Linked DNA regions of Mus musculus: region 2 is linked to region 1. The links are chromatin loops, found by intact Hi-C in ENCODE. Cell type or tissue: gastrocnemius. All regions are shown on one strand.

Evidence for each region. A loop is a pair of places that touch in the nucleus more often than their neighbours do. Peaks named below come from ENCODE experiments on the same cell type or tissue, not always from the same donor. Only the 100,000 strongest peaks of a DNase experiment are listed, where the experiment ranks them.
Region 2: it touches region 1 in a loop (8-fold over the local background); 28 of 42 quality-filtered maps call a loop at or near these places.

Annotation. Positions count from the first base shown.
Region 1 is chr7:46,376,697-46,381,696 of GRCm38, reverse strand. Myod1 (myogenic differentiation 1) reads right to left here. Exons shown (of 3, transcript NM_010866.2): 1 at 4,398-5,000; 2 at 3,879-3,957; 3 at 2,605-3,553. The coding sequence ends at 3,303. Among named protein-coding and RNA genes, the nearest start is that of Myod1, 2.7 kb to the right of the region's middle. In gastrocnemius, CTCF peaks have their summits at 847 (motif pointing left), 2,519 (motif pointing left), 3,300 (motif pointing left) and 4,505; DNase peaks (open chromatin) are centred at 2,508, 3,393 and 4,503; H3K4me3 peaks cover 2,473 bases; H3K27ac peaks cover 2,424 bases.
Region 2 is chr7:46,283,697-46,288,696 of GRCm38, reverse strand. It overlaps Otog (otogelin), which reads right to left. Exons shown (of 56, transcript NM_013624.2): 32 at 4,787-4,954; 33 at 3,525-3,803; 34 at 2,834-2,951; 35 at 1,871-1,950; 36 at 1-1,477. Among named protein-coding and RNA genes, the nearest start is that of Otog, 45 kb to the right of the region's middle. In gastrocnemius, a CTCF peak has its summit at 3,030; a DNase peak (open chromatin) is centred at 4,774; H3K4me3 peaks cover 347 bases; H3K27ac peaks cover 997 bases.

The DNA.
Region 1 (5,000 bases):
TTTAAGCTCTGGAGAGTGGGAGTGGGTGGGTCTGATGCCTTTGACCTCTGTGGGTACCTAGACACACATGCAAATGCCCACACACAGACACATAATTAAAAGTAAAATAGATTTTTTTTTTTTTTTTTTTTTTTTTTTTTTTTAGTTCTGAAGCATATAAGAGGTTTAAAAAAAATCTGGGGCCTGGTGAGATGGCTCAGTAGGTAAAGATGCCTGCTGCTCAGGTGGATGGCATGATTTCAATCCCTGATGCATTGGAAGGAGAAAATAAATTCCTTCAAGTTGTCTTTTGACCGTCCATATGCACCATGGTACACACCTACTCACACACACACACACACCACACCACACATACACACACACACACACATGCATGCACACATTCATACATATGTACACACACCAAAAAATATTCAAAAGGATTTTAAATGTTTCTCTAGGAGTGGGATTTCACTGTGCATCCCACTCCCCTGTAAGTAACCCCGGATGTTCATTCATTTGCCATGCTGGAATGGATGAAATCTTTGGGCTGTTGGCTTCCTCTCTCTATGAGGTGATATATGTTCACCTCCCCCCAGGAAAGTCACAAAGCATCTGTCTCATCTTGTTCCCTCCTGTTTGCTCTACCAGTCCAAATGGATCATTCTAAAATGCAGATTTATTTCTGTTCTTTCCCTGGGTTGATCCCTCTGCAACTCCCCGCTACCCTCCGAACGCAGCTCAGCCAAGGCCCATGTGGTCCTGTCTCATCTCGGTGTTCCTAAGCTCCTTCTCATGAGGAGCTGTGGGTCTACAAGGTTGCCCCACTCTTTTTGTGCTTGCTGTGCCTCAGCTGTGAGCTCCCTCTGCTGTCCAGTCCCTTCAGGATTCTCCCTGGCAGCTCTCTGCTTGTGTTACTGCTCCTGTCCGTATGCACGGTCTGTGTTCTATGTGTCATCGATCATGATGCGACCAATTGTGAAGAGGCTCAACCCCCAAGTGTCTGGTTGCCTCCCAAAGGGAGGACGTGTGTTCAGTGGCCTCTTCCCCTTGAGGACAGGATTGGCATATGTCCAATGGACAAGTTATGACTGATCCCTGAGGGGCCTCGAGAGAGTGTGTAAGGAACCCTACAGAGCTCTGAGAGGCCAATGGAACATCAGAGTAACGGAAAAGCTCTGAGCATCTCCTCCAGGATGGTCTTGCAGGGTAGGCAGAGTCCACTCTCTGCATGCAGTGGTCCTTCCTGAAGGTGTCTTTTCTGTGTCTTGAACCTGGCCTATGGGAAGTTAAGGAGAGGATCTGTACAAAAGGAATGCAGGAGGTACTGAGGGCCTAGGGACAAGTGTTAAAGGGAGGGAGAATGTATGCCAGGCCACTCCAGGGAAGAATAGAGGTGTGTGTGTGTGTGTGTGTGTGTGTGTGTGTGTGTGTGGTCCCTCACGGCCATTGTGCATTGCCTACACTTGTCTCTCCTGACACATCTGAATAGCACTTTGTCCAGAAAGCTCACCTTGCACTCTGGCTGCACCAATGGCCTCCCCCTGCCCTCTACACAGTCTGATGGAAGCACCACAACTCTAGAGATATACTGGTCCCTTCTGCCCCTCCCTCCTCCCACAGGCTCTGAGCCTCTATCTTCGAATGAGATGAGACAGTGGAAGATGTTCTGAGGGTTGGCTCCTGACTGTGCTGTCCCTGTGCAGTCCCACTATCGTTAAGGGCTTGCATACACCACATGGCTCATAACCCATCCCCAGGGCCCTTTAGCTGTCTCTTCTTGCACTGTATCTTCCCACCCTCCTCCACACGTGTGAGGGTGTTGTGTGGATCCAGGGCCATACGCTCTCACAGAGCCTTCTGGACACACTGTGTGGATGGGAGCCATTCTCAGCTTAGCACACACTTGGGAGTCCCTAAAAGGAGACTTTGGAAAGTAACAATAACTGGTCCTAGACAGACTCATTCTGCCAGAATCTTAAATGGGTAGAACTAGTTTTTTGGTTGTTTTTTTTTTTTTTTAATTAATCCATTATTCTACGGGCAGGGTTTCATGTATCCCAGACTGGCCTGGAACTTGCTGTGTAGCTAAGGATGGCCACACACTTCTGATTTTCCTGTGTTACCTTCCGGGCCTTGAAACTACAGCTGTGTCCCCCATGACAGGTTGATATGGTGCTGGGGACTGAGCCTGGGATTTTGTGCATGCTAGGCAAGTGCTCTATCACCTGAGCACCTCCTTAACACCAACTTTTAATTTTGTATTTTAAAGAGGTTATGTCTTTATCGCCAGGGTGGCCTCCAGCTTGCCTCCATCCTCCTGCCTCGGCTTCTCAAATATGTTGAGATTACAGGGATGAGCCGCCACATCTGGCTTTTTGTATTTTTAAACGAACATCAACCTACGTGCATCTTTCCACCGGAGCCACTGGTTTTCTTGGGTGCGGCAGGCAAGGCCTGGGGAATTCCCTACAGCTGGAGGTCTGCCAGCCCTTCTTCATTACCCAGCACTACCCAGCCTCCGTGCTACCCTTCTGCCACCTACAGGGGTCGCTGCGAGACAGCCCGCCCAGTTCGTAGAGTTTCTTTCTGATCCCCTTAGGAAAAGCCAGAGCCACTTTGTATAAATTAGCGTCTTTATTTCCAACACCTGAGCGAGCGAGCCTCGAGGCTCGCCCGCTTGAGGAATAAACATACAAAGTTTTTGTTGCACTACACAGCATGCCTGGGAGATAAATATAGCCCAAGGGGCTCCCGCTCTGGCCAAGCAACTCTTATTTACACGAATAGATTACAAAAGTCTTATATAAAAAAATAAGTGGTCCTGAACCGCGGGAAGGGGGAGAGTGGGGTATGGTTACACCTGTTACACCTGAGACCTGAGTGGCCTCCGCAAGCTGTGGGGAAAAGTGGGTGCCAGGAGGGCTCCAGAAAGTGACAAACAAAAGGATGTGGAGGGCAGGGCTTAGGTGTGCAAGGCTCACCCCTGTGCTATGAGGAAAGGAAGAGCGCCTGGCCACTCAAGGATCAGCTCTGGCCCAGTGAGGTGCAGCCAGAGTGCAAGTGGCCTTCGCTGTGAGCCGCATGAAAAAACAAACAAACAACTGAAGGACTACAACAACAACAACAAAAAGGACTATGTCCTTTCTTTGGGGCTGGATCTAGGACAGACTTCTGCTCTTCCCTTCCCTCTGGAAGAACGGCTTCGAAAGGACAGTTGGGAAGAGTGTCATTTAAGCTTCATCTTTTGGGCGTGAAGAACCAGGGACACCATCCCCAGGAGTGCCTACGGTGGTGCGCCCTCTGCTGCTGCAGTCGATCTCTCAAAGCACCTGATAAATCGCATTGGGGTTTGAGCCTGCAGGACACTGAGGGGCGGCGTCGGGAGACGGGGTCTGGGTTCCCTGTTCTGTGTCGCTTAGGGATGCCCCCTCTGGCGGACCCGGAGGCGACTCTGGTGGTGCATCTGCCAAAAGCAGCGCAGGCGCAGCGGGGCTGTCTGTGGAGATGCGCTCCACTATGCTGGACAGGCAGTCGAGGCTCGACACAGCCGCACTCTTCCCTGGCCTGGACTCTGTGAGGGGAGTGGAAGGTTAGTAATCCAAACTTGCGGCCCTTCTCAAGTCTCCTGCCCATAGGCACGGAGCTTTGTAGCAAAAGGGAAACTGAGGACTTGCTAGACTGGAAGGAGAAAGGAGAGGAAGGTGTGCATCATAGTTCTTTGTCCCCTCCCCCAATGCTCCCCCCCCAGCCTCCCCCCCCCCCGCCATCCCAAGGTACGGGTATGTATGTGGTGGAGGCAGGAAGAGGATACTAAGCCTAGGGAGCGAGGAAAGTTTCAAGGGGGATACAGAAGGCCGATAAAGGCCTGCTAGCTGGGAACAGCTGAGAATACGCACCGCGCGCCGCCTCACTGTAGTAGGCGGTGTCGTAGCCATTCTGCCGCCGGGGGCCGCTTGGGGGGCCGCTGTAATCCATCTGCGAATAGCAAGGATAACAGAGTTAGGTCTACAGGGCCCGAGTGGGTCTCAAGCAACACTCCTTGTCATCACCCCTCCCTCACTCCCTTAGTCTCAGCTGCTGGTTCCAGGACTGGGTCAGCCCCAGGTGGTAGGAGCCAGCCACACACTGGAAGCTGTCGCATGCGGGGCCAAACTGAGAGTGGACAGTCACTCAGGAACAATAATCTGCATTAGGGTAATAATGAGAAGGAAAAGCATATCCCGGGGTCTGCGCAGCAGTGTTCCACCCCCAATCGGCAGAATCATAGATGCCCTGGGTCTCCAAAGCGACTCCAGTGTCAGATGCCAGGAGCATCTAGGTATAAGGGACACCCCCACCCCAAGGGCCTCGGAAACCTGTTGCAGATACCCCAGGCGCCGCCTCCATTGCTCATCCTCCTGAGCCCCCCGCCTTACCATGCCATCAGAGCAGTTGGAGCGCGGGCTGGATGCATCTGAGTCGCCACTGTAGTGCTCGCTGCCACGGCCTGGGGGCAGCGGTCCAGGTGCGTAGAAGGCAGCGGCGCCAGGGGGCGCGGCGTCCTGGTCGCGCAGCAGAGCCTGCAGACCTTCGATGTAGCGGATGGCGTTGCGCAGGATCTCCACCTTGGGTAGCCGCTGGTTCGGGTTGCTGGACGTGCAGCGCTTGAGCGTCTCGAAGGCCTCATTCACTTTGCTCAGGCGGCGGCGCTCGCGCATGGTGGCGGCCTTGCGGCGATCAGCGTTGGTGGTCTTGCGCTTGCACGCCTTGCAGGCCCACAGCAAGCAGCGACCCGCCTGGTGGTGCCCGCTGGGCGCGCGCACATGCTCATCCTCACGAGCGCCTGGGCCTGGGTGCACCGCAGTAGGGAAGTGTGCGTGCTCCTCCGGTTTCAGGAGGGCTCCCATGTGCACCAGGCGCGGGTCCAGGTCCTCAAAAAAGCGCAGGTCTGGTGAGTCGAAACACGGGTCATCATAGAAGTCGTCTGCTGTCTCAAAGGAGCAGAGAGAGCCGTCGGGGCCTGTCAAGTCTATGTCCCG
Region 2 (5,000 bases), 93 kb after region 1:
TGGCTCACTATAGGTGTGAGTTCTGTGAACCCACCCTGGACAGAGTCAGAGATGAGGGTGGGTGGAGACACCTTCTTAGATAGAATGGCTGCTCTCTGGGTGGTGCTCTTCCGTGGGGCCGCAGACACTGTGGGGGGCACCCCAGCAATCACAGAGGAGGCTCCAAAGCTTGGCAATGTGGCTCCCAGCATCTGGTCTGGAGCCATACCTGTTCCTTGGGGAGGCTTGGGGCTAGGTGAGTGTGCCTGTTCCTCTACAGCAGACATGAGTGGCACTGTCAGACTGAGTGACTGAGTAAGTGGGCTCACAGTCATGGCCGTAGCCAAAGTTGTAGCCTGGTGCTGAGGTGGAGGGGTGGGGATATAGCCTTTGGAGCCAGGTGTGGCCACTGGGGCAGAGGTTCCCACCTTAGCCAAGGGCAGGCTGGTGTCCAGAGGTAGGCCAGAGAGAAGGTGGGGTGGCCGAGTTGGCTCTAGAGAAGCTAAAGCTGTGGCCCCCGGTCTGTGAGCACCTGTGGATGGACTGCCAGCAGCCAGGATCCCCGGGGACAGAGCAGAAGGCCCAGGGGCTGTGGTGGTATGTTGGGCTGGGTGAGGCAGGTCGATGGGGGCTGGGCTTGGGGGTGGGGACACTGGCAACTCTGTAAGCTGGCTGTGCCCAGCTTCTCCCTTCTCTGTGGCTGACACCACCTCCAAGCCCTTGGTGACAAGGGGACTGGCAGGAGCCCTGTGTGCTGTGGTCACTGCAGCCAGGGGCTGGCTGGAACTTGAAGTGCTCTGGGCCAGGACAGACAGGGATGTCATTGTCTTATTTGCCACCTTAGTTACTGCAGTTGACAGGTGGGATCCCGGGGAGGTGGGGGGCCAGGACGTAGCTCCAAGGGAAGTCATAGGTCTGGAAGAGAGGCTCCATAGCCAAGAGGGCTGCAGAGGTGTGGTTTTAACAGGAAAGGAGTCATGACTTGGGACTGTCACAGCTTTGGTCATGAGTGGGAAGCGAGGTATAGGGGGTGACCGGGAAGCGACAGTGGTGTTGGGACTCCCTGTAAAGGTTATGGTCACTTTGGTTGTCTCTGTTGCACCTGATACAATGCCAGATGTGGGCATCTGCAGGGAACTAGGGAGGGAGGACGAGAACCCTGGGGGATGAGAAGTGGTTAGAAGGCTGGCAGCCCCTTCCTCTCTGGCTGTGGCCTCTGTGTGGCCAGCAGGAAAGTTAGATGTTGTAAGGCCCAGGGGTGTCTGCAGTGTGGGTTGGGTGGATCCTGGAGATGGCGCTTGCCCCTCCGTGGCAGCCATTGGTGGGTTTGGGGCTGAGGTGGGTGGGGCTACTGGAACAGGGGCGGGGCTGTAGGCAGAGGCTCCAGGGAGCCCCTGTGGAAGCTGCTGCTCGGCACTGGTGGTGGGTGGCACTTGACCAGGTACCAGAGTCTCATTGCCAAGGGTCTCCGTGGGACCCCGCGGGGCTGGCTCCACACCTAGCACAGACAAGAGAAGAGGCTCAGAAAAAGAGCGACTGCCCCTAGCTGTCCTTAAAGGGTAGTGCTGAGGTAAGGGGCTGGAGGACTGGTACCCTAACTGATGGGTCAAACACAGCTTCTGATGGCAGACAGCCAAGGCCTCTGTCCACAGAAAACAACAAGATGGACTCTGTCCAAAACCAGACCCCAAGCAAGACCTCCACAGCCCACGTTACCTTTCTCTGAAACGGGGACCAGAAAAAAAAAAACCCAGATCAATGAAGATCTTTCCTTCCAGGGCCCTGCTGGAAGCCAGCTGCTCCAGAATGTAGGACCCTGAGCAGAGTTTCTCAGTGACCCCTGGAGACATGAGGGAGTCTGAAGGAGAAAGGAGAACCCCGGGCCGCTTACAGTCTTCCAGGTAGACACATCTCTGTGTGACTTCATCCAGGACCTTAGGAGTGGGACACACAGGGACACAGCCTTCTACCCTAAGGACAGAGCAGGGGGCTAGCTAGTGACCAGAACATGGATAGAACACAGGCCCCATCATCTGTATGGCACACGTGTAAATGCATGCTTATCATACACACCCTCATGGGAAGCTCTACAGACACCTGTCACACACATGTACACTAGCACCTGTGCCCATGTATGTGAGCCTCATGCTCTTGTTTCCTGGCCAGCAGGGAGACACGTATGAACAGTGTGTGGCTCTGTGCACTCCTGTCCACAGGATCAGACTCTCTGCAAGGCCCGTTCCCGCACAGCCCACAGGCTCTTTCTAAGGCTGTCAAAAAAGCTAAAACATAGACCCAGTGCACACATACATATACACCTATGTAGATGCCCACAGATACCAGTTTACACACCCCTGTGATATTCTCAACCACGCTCAACTGCATATAATCAGCTCACACAGATGTGTGAATATGGCCATATACAGCCCATACCTAGTTAGTACATACAAGCACACAGTCAAGCTATATGCACTCCGTGCACCAGTATACAATATGAATATATCACATTTATATGGGGCATGCACATACTTTTGTGATTGGAATCTGAATGTCCCCCATAGAGTCACTGCTGTGCCTCCACACAACAATGGACTGGGTCCTTTTTTTAAACTGTGTCCCCAAATAAACCCTTCCCTGCCCCCTTAAGCTTCTCTTGTCAGCCATTCTGTCACGTGAGAAAAATGGCTAAGACATACACAAAGGCACATTTCCCTGACACAGACACACTCCCATACTCATCTTAGAACACACTCTGGCACCCACCCACACAAGGGTCTGTCTACACATGTGCTCGCAGGTGCGCTCAAACTGTCTCAAAGGCGTTGACGTCGTGCCCACGACCGCCTGGTCTCACCTGGGCACATCCTGGCAGCTGGTTGCCCGTGGGTCCCGGCAGGTTTGGAAACAGGGGCTAGCACAGGCATCGTAGCGCCACTCACAGGTGGGGTAGGCAGCCCCCAAAGGCTTGGCATCTAGAAAGACAATCCCCTCCAAGTCTCTGGACTGAGAGAGGCTGAACACTAGTGCCCAGAATTATCCCAGCTCAGCCCTGTGGTGAGGGCATGTAAGTACACCCAGAAAAAAAGAGAGAGAGAGAAAATAAGAAGTGAGTTTAAGCAGGCTGCATCCATGACAACTGGGGACATGGTCTGGAGAGCCTGCTAGCTTCTCAGCCCTGAGTCCCCACGGGTGTACCTTAAACTCCTAGGGATGGGGACAATATGTACCCTCGGCAGGAAACAGAAGCCAGGCGCACTATGAGCCTCCAGCAGGCTCACGGTTCCTCTCACTTTCACACAGACTGTCTATTTTTACACTACAAGAGTGACTTAGGTCTCAGTCCATCCTGCCACCACTCCCTGACCTGCCAGCATGGAGATCAGACCACCTCCTGTTCCAGGGGTAAACCCCAGGGAGCCCTCCACCTTTGTCAAAAGGCTGAGATTTTTGCCCTCTGGGGAAAGAGAAGAGGAGAGAGGGCAGGGAATGCCACCGAGTGAGGCAGAAGCCCCAGATCCAAGAACGATGCCCCGGCAGACCCTTACCCAGAAGGCGGAAGAGCGCACCACCACGAAACACCTCCGTGTGTTCGTATGCCCGCAGTGCCAGCTCAAGGCCTGATGAGTGGAGGAAGGAGCCAGGCTTTGCCAGGGACTCCAGAGCCACCAGGCCAGCCTGCCATGTCCCCCGGTGCAGCGAGAAGGAAGCGTGCTGATGGAAGGCCTCATCGCGCTGCCACTTAGCCAGCCCTATAGAGCCATTGGCTGTGGTGTGCAGGAAGAAGTTGGGTCTGTCAGCCGCCTCCAGGGACACCACGTCAGGGTCTGCAGAGCCACAGGAGTTAGTTAGGTCAGCATGCAGAGAGAACAGATTTGGGGATACTGCATGCCAGCATGTGTGCTCTCACACTCAGTGGCTGGGATGACAGGTTCCTGGGGACTAGCTGGACCCTGCTCCCCTGTTGCTTCTCCCTCCCACTCACGGGCCACCCTCTGGTCATCGTCTCTGTGGACGGAGGCGGGAGGTTACAGAAGGCCTCAGCTGCCTCTGTCTTCTGTCCTGTCTCTCCTCCTTTTCCACCAGAAAGCCTTGCCTGTCCTGGGGCCTGCTCTGCTTGGCACCAAACAGATAGGAATGGTCCTTCTACAGGGGGACAGTCCACTGAGCATAGAGAACAAGTGGATCCGGTGATTCCAGAAACTCAGCAGTCTCATAATATGTAACCGTCTCCATTTCTTCCTGTCACAGGAATCCCTTATCCCAGGAGGCCCTAAGCTGCCCCGACGGGCAGACCCCACATCTGACTCTAAAGTCGTCTCTTTCTTGCTGATGTGTACCATAGGACTGGAACTCCTGCTGGACAGTGACTGTGTCCCTTAATGTCTCTGGTTCCTGTGCTTGCCCTGTGCTTAAGACTCAGTGAGAGGGAGAAAGGAGGAGAGAAGAAGGAGGAAAAAAAAGGGGAGGGGCAAAGAGAGGGGGAGGTGAGGGGAAAAGAGAGAGGAAGGGAGCAAGGAGGGGAGAGAAGCCGGAAGCCGGAAGAGAAAGGAGAGTAGATGCTGACCCCAGGATTTGGGATTTTCGTTACAACAATAGTCTGGCTGAGGGTGGGGATGGGGAAAACCTGTCTCAGTCCCATCGTAGGCAGTTTGGGGTCACAGAGGTAAAAAAAAAAAACTAGTCAGAACTAGAAACAACAAGTGGGATTGGAGCCCTGTGGGTGGCTGCAGGCTTCAGCGTCCCCCACACCCCCATCAACACCGCCTTTTCTGAGACGGCTGGACAGGAGCCAAAGGGTGGGCCTTACCATGGGCCTTGGCCTTGTACAGAGCAGCTGTCAGCAGGAAGCTTGAAATGTCCCCTGGCGCCAGATCCTCTGCCCTCACAAGGGCTATGTCACTGTCTACTGCCTTCGTGGCCACAAGAGTACCGCCAGCCGCCACACTGGACAGCTGGTAGGGACCCTTACCTAGCGCTGGAGAGAAAAGTCTCTGTCACAAGTGTCACCGCCAACTCACATG